Linked DNA regions of Homo sapiens: region 2 is linked to region 1. A link is an interaction called in ENCODE POLR2A ChIA-PET data of the cell type or tissue named here. Cell type or tissue: Caco-2. All regions are shown on one strand. Links, peaks and the distances in the headings refer to the core of each region. The heading gives the core; the rest is flanking DNA.

Region 1 (7,458 bases), core at 1,227-6,226:
ATGGTGGCTCACACCTGTAATTCCAGCACTTTGGGAGGATGAGGCAGGAGGATCGCTTGAGGCCAGGAGTTCAAGACCAGCCTGGGCAATATAGTGAGACCTCATCTCTAAAAAAAAAATTAAGAATTTGCCAGACATTGTGGTGCATACCTATAGTTCTAGCTACTTGAGAGGCTGAAGCAGGAGGGTCACTTGAGCCCAGAAGTTTGTGGTTATAGTGAGCTATAATTGTGCCACTGCACTCCAGCCTGGGCAACAGAGCAAGACTCTGTCTCAAAATAAAAAAACAAAAAAGAATGTATCAAACCAACAAACTTATAACATGATTATTATTATTACTATTTCCTGAGTCTTGGATGCCAAAATAGTCGTGAAGATTAAATGAACTAATATTTCTCAGGTACTTGGCAAGAGAATAAAGCATCCATATTTGGTAGATAATAAATAGAAAGGGGGGCAAGTCTCCCACCTTTCCACCCACTGTCTTCCTGCCACCATTTTGAGGGGTCTTTACTGGTTTGAGCTTAAACCAAGGTTTTTCTGAGCTGGTACATTTATAAAGGCGAAAACTATCTCTCTCTTTCTCTTTCTTTCTTCTTTTTTTATTTTTTTGGACAGAGTCTCACTCTGTCACCCAGGCTGGAGTGCAGTGGCATGATCTTGGCTCACAGCAACCTCTGCCTCCCGGGTTCAAGCAATTCTCCTGCTTCAGCCTCCCAAGTAGCTGGAATTATGGGCGTGTGCCACCACACCTGGCTAATTTTTGTATTTTTAGTAGAGACGGGGTTTCACCATGTTGGCCAGTCTGGTCTTGAACTCCTGACCTCAAGTGATCCACCCGCCTTGGCCTCCCAAAGTGCTGGAATTACAGGCATGAGCCATCACGTCTAGCCTACTTAACTATCTTTCATAGGGAAAATGAAACCAAAATGTTGAGTGAATTTCCTGCCCTCGTGTCTTCATGGCATAGAAACCTAACATTGTAGATCAATCTTTTATCCTTACTTTGTCCCAGCAAACAGCTGGCAGGAGGGACAGAGGGATCTTGGAAAGGCAGTGAATGTGGAGCTGAATGACATTGTAGGATTGTGGGCGATTCAAAGGCTATGATATGGTGAACGAAGGAGTGATGTGCTGCATGAACTTGGGTGAGTCCCTTCCCCTCTCTGAGTCTCCAATTTATCATCTTTAGAATGAGGAGGCTGAGGCTGGGCCTGATGGCTCATACCTGTAATTCCAGCACTTTGGGTGGCCGAGGTGGGTGGATTGCTTGAGCTCAGGAGTTCAAGACCAGCCTGGGCAACATGGCAAAACCTCATCTCTACAAAAAAATATAAAAATTAGCCAGTTGTGGTGGTATGCACCTATAGTCCCAGCTACTAGGGAGGCTGAGGTGGGAGAATCACTTAAGCCCAGGAGGCAGAGGTTGCAGTGAGCTGAGATTGCCCCACTGCATCCCAGCCTGGGTGACACAGGCAGACCCTGTCTCAAAAAAAAAAAAAAAAAAAAAATGAATGAGGAGGCTGCACCAGACTCCTGAGATGTGACCTGTGGCCCTAAAGCTCACTGACATACAGTTAGTTATTTTGTCCCCGGTATGTGTGCATTTTCAGAGTTGAGAATTTAGAATTTTAGCACCCAGGGGCAATGCGGGTGGTTCTGCTGGCACCTCCTGAGACACTGGCACTTCCTCAAGGAACATTCCCAGCCCCAGAATCAGGGGCTTCTGACAGAGAAGACTCATGTGTGCTTGTTGTTTCTAATGAACTGTAGTGAGAATCCCACATCAAAGAATCTTCAGGGAGTCAAGCCTTAGACATGTGTGCTGGTGCCTGCTGCCTCTGGTGTTTGACTGGATGAAAAAATTATGTCCAAACCTGGTGTTCCAGCCTGTTGGAAACAACGCATATCAAAATGAGGCTGAGGTCCAGCATGGTGACTCACGCGTTTGGGGAGACTGAGGTGGGAGGATCCCTTGAGCCCAGAAGTTTGAGAGCAGCCTGGGCAACATAATGAGACCCTGTCTCTACAAAAAATAAAAATAAAAAATAAAATGAGGCCAGGTAAGGTGGCTCACACCTGTAATCCTAGTACTTTGGGAGGCTGAGGTGGGTGGATTGCCTGAGCTCAGGAGTTCAAGACCAGCCTGGGCAACATGGTGAAACCCCATCTCTATTAAACTACAAAAAATTAGCCAGGCATGGTGGTGCACGCCTGTAGTCCCAGCTACTCAGGAGGCTGAAGTGGGAGAATCGCCTGAACTCAGGAGGTGGAGGTTGCAGTGAGCTGAGATCACGCCACTACACTCCAGCATGGGCAACAGAGTGAGACTCTGTCTCAATAAATAAATAAATAAATAAAATGAGGCTGAGCATTTTATTATCTTGTAGAGCTTTTGGCTTTGGATTTTGGCATCTTTGGGATCCGTGGTAGCCTGGTGTTTGCTGGTTACCCATTGACTCTTTTGCACACATACAGGCAGGGTAGTAATACCTCTTCCCTGGTGTTCACAGGTCAACACCCAAGCAGTTTTGGGTGTAGGCCATGGAAGGTGGTGTCAAAAGACAAAATCACAGCAAATTTGATTTAAAACTCGAATTGGCTTTTATTTACAATTCTAGGATCATGCAGCACCTCATTCTGTAAAATAGAATGGGTCTTCCGAAGAGCTGAGCAGAGAGGAGCTTGGCTTTATAGGCAGAACAGGGCTGAAGAAAGCAGAAACAAGGGACAAAGGGGAGCTTCATAGTTTCTTTCTTTTTCTTTTTCTTTCTTTCTTTCTTTTTTTTTTTTTTTTTTGAGACAGAGTCTTGCTCTGTCACCCAGGCTGGAGGCTGGAGTGCAATGGCACAATCTCGGCTCACTGCAACCTCTGCCTCCCGGGTTCAAGTGATTCTTCTGCTTCAGCCTCCTGAGTATCTGGGACTACAGGCACATGCCACCATGCCTGGCTAATTTTTTATATTTTTAGTAGAGATGGGGTTTCACCATATTAGCTAGGCTGGTCTCCATCTCCTGACGTCGTGATCCACCTGTCTAGGCCTCCCAAAGTGCTGGGATTACAGGCGTGAGCCACTGCGCCCGGCCCGCTTCATAGTTTCAAAATGACTTTCCCTTCAGGGTTAAAACAAATGCAACTTTCTTATCATGTTGGCTCAGGTACACTGGACCCCTTCTGATTGGTTGCTATTGTTTTTTGGAAAACTGGTCAGTTTCAAAGTTCAGACTGATTGCGAGGCAGTTGGCCAGGAGTGATCCGTCGTTTTGGTTTGGTCTGTAGGGGCTAAGCACAGGAGCTCAGCTCAAAATCATGGCCTCCCATATATTAAAATTTTGTTTTAATTTTTTAGATTTGGGGGGTACAAGTTCAGTTTTGTCACTTGGATATAATTCCCAGTGGTGAAGCCTGGGCTTTTACGAGCCATTGCTTGCATAGTGTACATTGTATCTATTAGGTAATTTGTCATTCCTTACCCCTTCCCACCATGCCACCTTTCCAAATCTCCAGTATCTATTATTCTACTCTTTAGGTCCATGTGTACACTTTATTTAGCTCCACTTATAAGTGAGAACAAGCATAAATTATATTTAAGGGTGGTGCATGCAGGCCAGCCAGCCAGTTGCCTGTAACCAGCTGGAGCACTGAGGAAAGGAAGCCTGACCCAAAAAGGCAAATACAGTGAGCAAGAATCCCTGTTAGCTGAATCCAGGAACTCCTTCTGAAAAAAAATATTATTTTTCTTGAGGCCAGGCACGGCAGGTCATGCCTGTAATCCCAGCACTTTGGGAGGCCGAGGGGGGCGGATCACAAGGTCAGGAGTTTGAGACCAGCCTGGCCAACACGGCAAAACCCCATCTCTACTAAAAAAAAAAAAAAATAGAAAAATTAGCTGGGCGTGGTGGCAGGTGCCTGTAATCCCAGCTCTTCAGGAGGCTGAGTTAGGAGAATCACTTGAACCTGGGAGGCAGAGGTTGCAGTGAGCCAAGACCACGCCACTGCACTCCAGCCTGGGCAACAGAGTGAGACTCTGACTCGAAAAAAAAATTATTATTATTTTTTCTTGATAAGTTGCTAAATAATCTGTATCCTCTGGCAAATCTTCTAACCGTTTGAGGTCCTGTTTCTGCAAAATGGAAGCAGGGGCTAGAGGTTTAAGCTAGTCCTTCCAGACAGGATCCAACCCTTGCCCCATTTCCAAGACAAACAACTAAGGCCTGGGAGAAGAGGCCAGGGGTATTTATTTGAGGGTTCTGACTCACGTGGAAGCCACAGTGAAGAAGTGACTTGTATTTGTGGATCTGCTTCTGCTCTCTGCAGTTTCCTTGGGCAGTCACTTCACTGCTGCTCTGCCCTGGAAGGCCACTTCCTACATTCACCTCTTCCTGCCAGGCCAGTAGCTGGGAGACTGGCAAGGCAAGGATGGAAAATGCTTGTGTTAAGTCTGTGATTTGGGAGGAAGCTCTTTCTGAAGCAGTCTTCAAGGGGCTGTCTCCTTCCTGCAGTGCCCAGAGCATCCCAGAGTTCTCACAACTGTGTTCCTGTTTTGGGAGTTCGCACTGGGTTCCCTCTGAACTGAAACACTCTCTTTCTCCCAACCCCTGAACCCAGACCTCCCACCAGGGCCAGCTTCACAGGCATGCCCTGTGCTTCAAGGGACCCCGTGCTTGTTTTGACGCTTTGTTGTCGCCGTCTTGAGATTCTTTTTTATTTTGTTTTTTGAGACATGATCTTGCTCTGATACCCAGGCTGGAGTGCAGTAGCATGGTCATGGCTCACTGCAGCTTTGACTTCCTGGGCTCAAGTGATCCTCCCGTCTCAGCCTCCTGACTAGCTGGGACTACAGGCACGTGCCACCACAGCTGGCTAATTTTTTTATTTTTGGTAAAGATGAGGTTTTGCCATTTTGCTCAGGCTGGTCGGAATCTCATGAGCTCAAGCAATCTGCCCACCTCGGCCTCCCAAAGTACTGGGATTACAGGAATAAGCCACTGCACCCAGCCCCAAATTCACAATAATTTTTCAACAAGGGGCTCTGTGTTTTCATTTTGCACTGGGTCCTGCAAATTCTGTAGCCGGTCCTGCCTCTACTGCTAGCTCTTTGCCCATCAGAGTCACTTCCTCAAAGGGCCTTCCCTGTCCCTTTCTCACATTTAAAAAATCTACCCCCCAATTACCTTCAGTATCTTTATCAATCACTCTGATTAGTTGTCTTTGCAACATTTAATTATTTCTTGAGATTATGTCTGTTTTTGTTTGTTTGTTTGTTTGTTTGTTTTGACACAGTTTCACTCTGTCACCCAGGCTGGAGTGCTGTGGTGTGATCTCAGCTCACTGCAACCCCACAGGCTCAAGAAATCCTCCCACATCAGCCTCCTGAGAAGCTGGGACTACAGGCATGCATCACCATGTCTGGCTACTTTTTTTTTTTTTTTTTTTTTTTTAGTATTTTTAGTAGACACTGGGTTTCACCATGTTGGCTAGGCTGGTCTTGAACTCCTGAGTTCAAGCAATCCACCCACCTCGGCCTCCCAAAGTGCTGGGATTACAGGTGTGAACCTCCACAACCGGCTCCTAAAAGATTACGTCTTTTATTTTTTTATGATCTACTTGGTTATTACCTGTCTCCCTACACTGGAAGCAAGTTCCGTGAAGCCAGGGCCATAGTTATAGTGGTCTCTGTTTTTCCCCACTGCCTAGGCTGGTGCTGGCTCATGGTAGGCTTTGAATATCTGCTAAATACATGAATGAAATGAGCTGCAACAAGCTTGCCAAAGACAGAATTCTGCATTACGGGGGAATGTAAAACATGTGATGAATGAGTGTGGGAATGGATGAACGAATGGATGAATGAATGGATGAATGAATGAATGGATTAATTAATTAATTAACAGGTGAATAGGCATTTTATAGTTGTTGCTCTTTAGCAGCAGTAAATTTTTGTTTTCATAAAATTCTTTCTCCTTGTATCTTGTGACTTTGGAGACTAGTTCTGGGGTGAAACTCCAATTTTAAATTTTTCTTCTGTCTTTGATAGGATCATGCAAACTCAGCCTTTCTCTCCTTTCTCCCAGCTGGCAAGGGCTGGCTGAGAATATGAATCCAACAACCTCGTTAAGCTCTCTCCTCCCATCTCCTCCCCTTTGGGTTGATCTCAGGGCAGGGATTAGAACTTGGCCTTTCCTTGGACTTGGAAACAGTCCCTGAGGTTTGGAAATCCCATGCAACACTTAGAAACAGAGCTAATGAGAACATTACATGATGTGGCAAAATCACTGCTTACATGCTCTGAAATGAGCACGGTTACAAGAACCTCCTGTTCTGTGTGATCCCATTTTGTTGGACAAACAGCATGTGGTTAGTAGTGCATAGTGGGCCTATGATGAGACACTCAGGTTCAAAGCTACCTCTTCCTAGCTTGTACCCCGACTTAGTATGACCCTGTGGGGTGCGCATGTGGACTGAATGGAATGGGACAGGTTCAGGATTGCTGAGATTGCAGCTGGAATCCTGAAACTTAAAGCTATGAAATTGAAGTTCATAAATTAGTGGTGAACTCATTTGGCAGCAAAACCTGTCCTGAATTGATGTGAGGTTATGTATAGTAATTATTTATCCTATTCTGCTGCTGAAATATTAATATGATAATGTGGAACAGAAAGTTTTACCTTCCTAAAAACAATAATTTCCAAGTTCCAAAACATATCAGGCCCTGGGAATTTCAGATAAGGGATTATGGACTATATATAACATGCTTAGAATAGTTCCTGGCATATAGTAAGCACAAAAAATGCTTCTGCTTAGTAAATGTGCCTAATAAATGTGTGTGTGTGTATGCGTATGTGTTTGTATGTGTGTGTCTTAGAGGGACTGTAAAGAGTGTCTCCAAATAGTAAATAATCATTTTATGTGGTATGATTATGAGTGATTTAAATTTTCTTCTGCATTTTCTAACTTTCTGCTCTAAATGTCATTTTATAATGCATTTTAACAATGTATAATAATAAAACAGTATAAAAATATTGGGAGAAAGAGTAAACCAATCATCTCACTTCCTAGATAGGAAGCTGAAGCCCAGAGACATTCCAGGCCTCTCAGCAAGGTAATCAGAGGCCCAGAGCACCATTTGAACCCAGACCCTCGTTAGATGTGGATGTGAAATCAGTCAACGAACTGCTAGTATTAGTGTCACTGCCTAACCTTCCCCCAGCGGGTAAGAGGCTTGGACTCCAGGACGGGCACCTCCGTCCTCCTCCTAACTTGTTCTTTCTATTAGTGGGAAGGGTTGGGAGATTAGGGTAGTTTATGGATAACCTTTAAGTCGTATGAGCTTGAGGACATCATCTACCTTCTCAGGGGCCAGACTGGACACTCTGAGGTTCTTTGTGGCTCTAACAGTTGGTGGCTTTGTTCCTTTATATGTGGAGGAATGGACAGCAGGGAGGGGGCTGGGAGATAGA
Region 2 (7,458 bases), core at 1,393-6,392, 320 kb after region 1:
TAAGTGATGAGCAACCCCAGCTCCTTCCCCTTCCAGATCCCCAAAGGCAGCCGGCCAGGCCTAGACCCGTCAGGCAGGAGGAGAGTAGAGGATTCCTCTTCAGGAACACCACCTGCTTCCCCCAAAATGGCTTACAGATTCTGACAGTTGGGGGTCCCGCTGAAAAAGTCTGCCTTATCACCCACAATGCAGCCCAGTGGACAACAAGGACCTTCCATGCACAAACAGCTTTCAGAGTCTCTCATTCCTTCAACAGACAGCCAAGCATCATCAGATTACATGTGAAAAGCCTCTTTAACATGAGAACAAAACCAAAACAAAGACAGGAAAAGAGGAGGAGTCAGATAATGAAGGGAGAAGAAAGAAAACAAACAGAATCATCAGACAGTTGAGAGCAGATACGGCCTCCTAGGAAACAAGATGAGCACGCTGTGGAAAGCAGGGCATTCGGACAGCAAGAAAAGGCTCCTGAAGTTAGAAAGACGAAGCAGAAATGAAAATTTTGATAGAAGGGTTGAAAAGGTGAAAAATAAAACTTCTGAGAAAGTAGAACAAAAGGATAAAGCCAGAGACACTAAGAGGAAAGAATTAGGAGGTCAGTCCTGGAGGTCTAACCTTAGACTAACAGAAACGAGACCCAGGGGCATGTCTCCAAGACAAAGATGAAACAGAACCTCTGATGTGTCTGAACACACCACTATGAGACCGCTGAGAACGTGGGGCTGAAGTAGGAACATATATTTAGAAAACCAAGTGAACAAAACAATGAGGCAATCCCTAACTCTGGCAAACTTAAAGTTATAGAAGAAAGAAAATAATCACTGTACACTCTGTGGCTTAACTGTCAGCCGTATTTACACGTCATGACGTAAACTCTGAATTTAACCAAAACTGTGATGAACTGTACTGGGAGAATGGGAGAAGGAAAAGTATGCCTAAGCTTGGTGGGGGTAGAGGTAGGGGCAGTGCGTGAGCTAAATTCTAGTTTCTATAGTCATGCCAGTAGATAATGTCAAAAACTGGGAATTCAATAAAGAGCAGCACAGGCGAATTATGTGGAAACATAAATGTGAACAGAAAAAACTGCTGAAAGAATTCACAGAGGTTACTGCAAGGGTGAAGGAGAGTAGGAGGGGTATGGTGGTGTTTTGATGTTAACCTTGCAGCACTATTTGACTTCTTGAAGGATGCATGTGCATCACTTTCAACAGTGTAGTAATAATAAAAAAGTAAATGCTGCAACATTCAGTTAGGTCTGCAGTGAGTTCAGACTCTCAGAGTAGAGGTGGTGTGCAGCATTATGGGTACTGGTCCGGTGCGGGGCCAGACACAGACATGTGGTGTGGGGGAGGCCCAAACAAGGGCCTCATGCACACAGACCAGATTCCTACGAAAACCCAAAGGGATGCTTCTGATGCTCTGCCACGTTGCAACTTTGTTTGAAATAAAGGGGTGTTGGCCATGTCTAGAAGCATTTTGTTTTTGTGGGATTTTACTGTCACCAGACCTGACTCCAGTGGTCCTGCTCTGTCTAGCTAAGGAGTGAGGGGTGTCTGTCTGTAGAGATTATGCTGAGCTCCCAACAATGACTTGTGGGACTAGAGTAAGCCCTAAGATTGGTCCCGAACACCGACCAAGTTTCACACCGCGGGGTTCTCTGCTGAAGGGTTGAGATGTACACATGAGAAGATCCAACAGCATGGGGCTGCAAGGAGTGACACAGTAGTTAGGTGGCCTGCTGTTCCAGGGAGGCCTCTCAGGGGTCACTCCAACCGAAGGAATCGGGCTCCAGGGCAAACTCATTAACTCTCACAACATCTCAGTCAGACAGAAACTGCCCCCATTTTGCAGAGAGGGAAAATGAGGAAGGCAGGTAGGCTTGGTGCCTCTCCACCCATATGGGAAGAAAGGGTGATGCCTACTTGTAGGGCCGCCTGGCACTCTTCCACCAGGCCTTGGACTAGGTAGTACTTGGCTTCTGCTAGCAGCTCCTCGATCTCCCGGCGGCTCTCGGGTAAAGGCACCGCCCCGTCTCGAAGGTAGTTGAGTATCGTACCAAAGTGCTTCCCACAGCGGTCAATGAGGATCCAGCCTGCAGAGGGAGGAGGCAGGGGCTGGTTACATGGGCCCTCCTCTTGTGGGAGGCCCTGAGCAGAGCTGGGGTGTCTCTCGGCTCCCTCTACCTCCCAGCGGAGAGCGGGACTGCCTGGAGAATGGCAGCCTCACCTGCCTACCTGCCCACTAAGGGCTGAGGAAGCCCCCACAGCCTCCAGGCCCTACTGGCTGGACACAACCATAACCCCAGGTGACCCTGGTCTGAGGCTCTGTTAGACATCCCGACTCTTGAGGCCCAAAAGTACACTTCTGAAGTACCCTCAAATATCCCTTACACAAGGACATCCAACAGGGGCCTCGTGTACCACACCTGGGTAAAACAGGCCCAAATGGCCACATACCAAGGATAGAAGAAAGCCTTCTGGGTAAAAAATATCTACTTCCTCTTTCCACAAAGCTTCCTTCAAACTGTCACATTAACAGAGCCATTTCTAAGAACGCACAAGTCTCACCCTCGCAGACTGTGACCTCTGACTCCCAAGGCTGAGCCCTAGACACTGACCAGCACCAACACAGGAAGTCCTATCCCACAACTTCCTGCAACAAGCACTTAGTGGCTAGTGAATGACCAAGACAGACCCCACCCTCAGGCAGCTCGGTAAACATGGGGAGACAGAATCAGCTTTTATTGGATATGGAAAAAGGTCCCAAAGCTGACCAAATCCAGGCACTGTGAAACATTCTTGGGGGTGGGGGCCAGGAAGACTCCCTACTCTGCTGCTCAATGTCCTTTCTAATCTTGTCACTGAGCTGACATTCCTCCACCAGAGATCCTGAGGGTTTTCAGAACTCCTCTACTGAAATGCAGTGTCTCTGGGAGTGGTATTTGTAGAAGACAGGACTGGAGCCTAGGAGGAGGAGGTACCAAAAAGGAAGGCAGGAATGGAGCAAAGTCCAAGTATCTCCCAACAGCAAATGTGAAGCTCTAAAAAGAAGCCAGACAGATGAGAGGGTGAAGTCGAGGCCTTCTGACAAGCAGGGTGACCTCAGGCAAGGGGCGTCCCCACGGCTCCTGCCACGCATTACAGGTGGAAAATGCCAGTGCGCAGGGCCGTGAGAAGGCTTCAGTAGGAATCGGTCACTTTATGCTACCACCTTCCTCCCCACTTTGGGAGAAGGGCCAACATTTCCACTCCTAACAACGCTGTGCCCTGTTCCACTCCTAACAATGCTGTGCCCTGTTCCACGTCCTCCTCAGACTGGGCCCTACTGATCCTGGGCCTTGGATCAGTGGCAGAGGCCAGCAAAAGTTGAGAGCAGCAAACGCATCTTTTTCACAATCCAGAGTCTTAAGTCTGCCCGCTTTCCCCTACCCCTTACCTGGCAGGTCCAGTCCCTGCCAAGTGCCCTCTCATGGTTTTAGGGCATAGTTTGGTATTCTTTGCATGAATTGCCAGGAAAGTTTGATAACAGGGCCGTTTCCAGGTTCCCCTGATGAAACAGCTCAGCCTAAAGTTCCTGGGCCTTTTGTTAAAAGAACGGTCTCCACCCTCCAGCGGCTTCCACTTCCTACTTCCGCACTGTTCCAATTTCCTGAGTAGGTGGGAAGAATACCCCAAGTGGGGGGAAATGCAATACAAATGTATAGCCCTGAGTCAACTCCTGGTTTCAGGGAAGAAAGAGGCCTTCCCAGGCATGGTAAATCACATCACCCTGACAGTGACCTGCAAATGTGATCCCACCCCACTTCTTTCTACATCTGAGAAAACAAAATATGGAATTAATATCTTATGCAACCCAGATGCCTCCAGGGCCAGTAAGCACAATAAATGAGTGCAGCTGGGCGGGGCTGAGGCTGGGGCTGACAGGACAGCATCTGCCCTGCCCCCAAGAGAGGCAGGCTCTTCCCACTCCAGCCAAGAGTGGCCAGGCAGGAATGTGGGCCCAAGAGCTGTGAGCTCTGATGTTCCATGCAATGCCAGAAACCCAGATTTTTCTGTGAATTCCCTGATTTTTAAAGGACGGTAAACTAATTAAAACAAAACAAAACTGTCATCAACCCACCACAAGGCAAACAAAACACATCTGCAGTTGAACTGGGCCTGCAGGCTACCAGCTTGAGGCCTCTGTGCTACCCTACACCAAGTAATTTTTTCTCAGAAGGCTGACAAGGCAGGGAAAGACCGTATTATCTTTCTACCAGTTCTTTTTTGAGGGGAGCTCATTCCCTTGCATTTTCCACAAATAAAACAGAGGCTCAGAGAGGTGCAGTGCCATTCCCAAGCAGAGGCAGCAGGACTAGACCACAAAGAAAAAGTAAGGCACTCATAGGAAAACTCCTTTCACCAGAATTGAAAAGATAAATAGAATTCAACTCAGCTGCGCAGGGAAGGAACCTTCCACGTTCTGCCTTTGATGTCTGCAGAACTCAGCTGCTTGGGAAGACCCAGGGCCCTGAAATCAATTATCCAAATGACAGCCCAGAGTTCCCATAAATGAACAGGCAGACCGTGACACTGGGCTCCGGCTCAAGAATGCCGTCAGGAAATGCTTGTGGCGAAAGAATCATACTTTGGACAAATAAGGGCAAGGGAGCCAGGCACACTCTCCAGGAGGTTTCAATCAGCGTTTTGACTTTAAGATACTGTGGTTGCTTTCAAAGCAGGAAGTGATCCCTTTGAAAGTCAGCTCAAATGCCTAGCACGTAGAAAGACAAATGGAAGTCAAGCAGCTCCTCGCATGTGGGGGGTCTCTCTCCTGCTGCCACGGGGCACGAGAGCTATTTAGGAAGGCTGTCCAAAGTCAGGGCAGCCTGGGATCCCAGACCCATTAGGCAAGGCTGGAGAGCAGAACTGACCGGGACCACACTGGGCAGCACTGGACTTGGGCTCCAGGACGTCCTCAGCACAGCACAGCAGTTAAGTGTTGGAAACCCAGCTCTGATACCTTCTTGCTGGATGACATTGGTGCTTCAATTAACCTCTGTCTAGCAGTTTTCTCTTCTACAAACGATCTCACAGGGTTGACATAAAAATATGATGAAAGAACGTACAGAAGGCACACAGCACAATGCTGGGTCTACCAACAGCACTCAAAAGCAGCTATGGGTCTTTAACAATCTCATCTTTCATCATTATTGCTGGAAGCAGAGCAGCAGCGTCCAGAGGCAGCAAGTTCCAGCCCCCAGGATGGAGTTGGTGTTGCTTTCAGGGACCCAAGGGAGGAGAAGGCTGCTCTGGGGGTCAGGAGGATTGGGCCACTAGGCTCCCCTCCTCCCCGCCCCGTGAGCATACCATGTGCTTCCTCTCTCCCTGGATGTCTGACCTCTCCTTTCCCCTCTCCCACCACCTCCAGGGAACCTTCACTGACCTCTCTTTGCCATCCTAAGGTATTTATACTCTATATTTTTGTGGTTCCCAAACACCCCTGATCATAAATGCCACCCAAGGTACTTGTGAAAAATTCAGATTCTAGCAACCTGCCTCATTCCTGATCAGAATCCCTAGGGCAGGGTCTCCAACCTGAGCACTTTGACATTTTGGACCAGATAATTCTTAGTTGTAAGAGGCTGCCCCGCACATTGTAGGGTATTTAGTTGCATCCCTGGCCTCTACTCACTTGACGCCAGGAGCACCATCATCCCCAAGAAACAACAAAAATGTCTCTGGACATTGCTAAATATCCCAAAAAATCACCCATTGGTTTGGGCATCACTGAGGTAGATCAAGGATGTAAGTGTAAAAAAGCGATTTAAACTCTGAGGTTTCCAAAAGCCCCATTAAAAAAGCTCAGACAAGTCAGACTGGGAGAAGATATTTGCAGCACTGGACCCCAAAGAAACAGGATCCAGTATATGAACTTTTGCAAAGTAATAAGAAAAAGGCAAATGTGTAAGTAAGATGCAATCAAGCAGTTAAAAGATTAAACTCAAAAGAGCAATACACATAAAAACATGCTCAACGTACCAGACATTAGGAAATACTGAATAAAACAAGGTACCATATCATACTCACCAGATTTGCAATAATTAAAAGGTTGGACAGTGCCAAGGGTTGGCAAAAATCCAGACTTCTGCAGGGAGTAGAAGTTGCCATAACCACTCCAGAAGGGACTCCTGCAATATCTAAGGAAGTAGAAGATGCTGTCCCAATTCCCCTCCTGGGAATAAACTCTAGGGCTGAGCTCCCAACAGTGGGTAAGATCTTAAAGCCATAGCCCTTGAGATGGCTGGGTGGGATCTAGGGAGTCCAGAGCCCCCTCATTTGCCAAAGTGAAAATATGATTGTCTACGTGCCCCATGATGTGGCAAAGGCTGGGCAGCATCGCACAGAGAAACTCCCACGCACGGGGAAAGCGTTCAAGGATGTTCACATTCGTCACAGTGAACACCGCAAACCCTCTACATGATCATCAACAGAATATGGCTCCGGCAGCGGCTGTATGCTTCTAGAATGGACACTCTACCACCGGAAAATGTCTGAACGAGAGCTATTTAGTTGTGGATTGATCTCACAAGCATAATGCTACGTAAGCAAAAGCAAAACATACAAACTGTACAGCACCATTTACATCACGTTTAAAAACACACCAACAGCGCCTTGTTTAGGGACATGCACAGCTATAGTAAGAGTAATACCTGGAAAGATGGACACTTGTGGTTCTCAATGCTGGTTGCACACTAGAATCACCCAGAGAGCTCTTCAAAGTCCTACTGCCTGGGCCACACCCTGGCTGGGACCCAGGCACCAGTACTGACCTCCTCAGGTGACTCCCTCTGTAGCCAAGCTTGAGATCCACCTGGTGACCCCAAATGCTTACCTTTGGAAGGGAGAGGGACAAACAGAGAAGGCACAAAGGGGCCCCACAGGTACAGGTCATACTTTATGCCTGGGCTGAGCCTGGTGGCACAGGTGAGTTTGTTGTATTATTCACAATTTAAAAGCTCTCAGGTACTTCAGAATTTTACCAAAGAGCATTGTCATGGAAGGCAGAAGGGCTGGAGATCTCAGGGAAACCCCCAGGAACTGCAGTTTTCCCATGGATCAGACTGGACTTCCCAGTTTTCTAGGGGAATGTGCGATCACAAAATGAATGACTCTTCAATCTAGTGTACGCACTAATTCCAAAATACATTAGCAAGACATCAGAAAACCTACAATAGGGGGAAGTATTGTACGAAGCAACAGGGATGAAACAGACCACTACAGGCAAATGCTGAACAGAATGCATTGTGAAAGGTGCTACCTACATCCGTGGACCAATGGCAATGCTGACAAGGAGTCAGGTGAAAATTCTAGCATTGTGGGAACTGAACCTTTCCGGGAAGAGTCTGGAAAGGGCATGCTCACTGCCACAGTGTCCTTGTCTTCTCAGAAAAGCCATCCCTTGGGGGTAGTGTGGAAC

What was found. ChIA-PET counts read pairs that join two places held together with the same protein. Peaks named below come from ENCODE experiments on the same cell type or tissue, not always from the same donor. Only the 100,000 strongest peaks of a DNase experiment are listed, where the experiment ranks them.
Region 2: POLR2A ChIA-PET joins it to region 1 with 5 read pairs; 3 of 35 experiments call an interaction of 5 or more read pairs at or near these places.

What each region holds. Positions count from the first base shown.
Region 1 is chr12:109,141,974-109,149,431 of GRCh38, forward strand. The region is part of intron 2 of ACACB (acetyl-CoA carboxylase beta); the gene reads left to right. Among named protein-coding and RNA genes, the nearest start is that of ACACB, 29 kb to the left of the region's middle. In Caco-2, for the core only: no CTCF peak of the experiment used is centred there; a DNase peak (open chromatin) is centred at 3,128.
Region 2 is chr12:109,458,714-109,466,171 of GRCh38, forward strand. KCTD10 (potassium channel tetramerization domain containing 10) reads right to left here. Exons shown (of 7, transcript NM_031954.5): 3 at 1,923-2,092. Among named protein-coding and RNA genes, the nearest start is that of KCTD10, 15 kb to the right of the region's middle. RefSeq lists enhancers at 1-618, 1,426-2,231, 2,232-3,038, 3,845-4,651. In Caco-2, for the core only: no CTCF peak of the experiment used is centred there; DNase peaks (open chromatin) are centred at 2,708, 2,958, 3,928 and 4,595; H3K4me3 peaks cover 1,040 bases.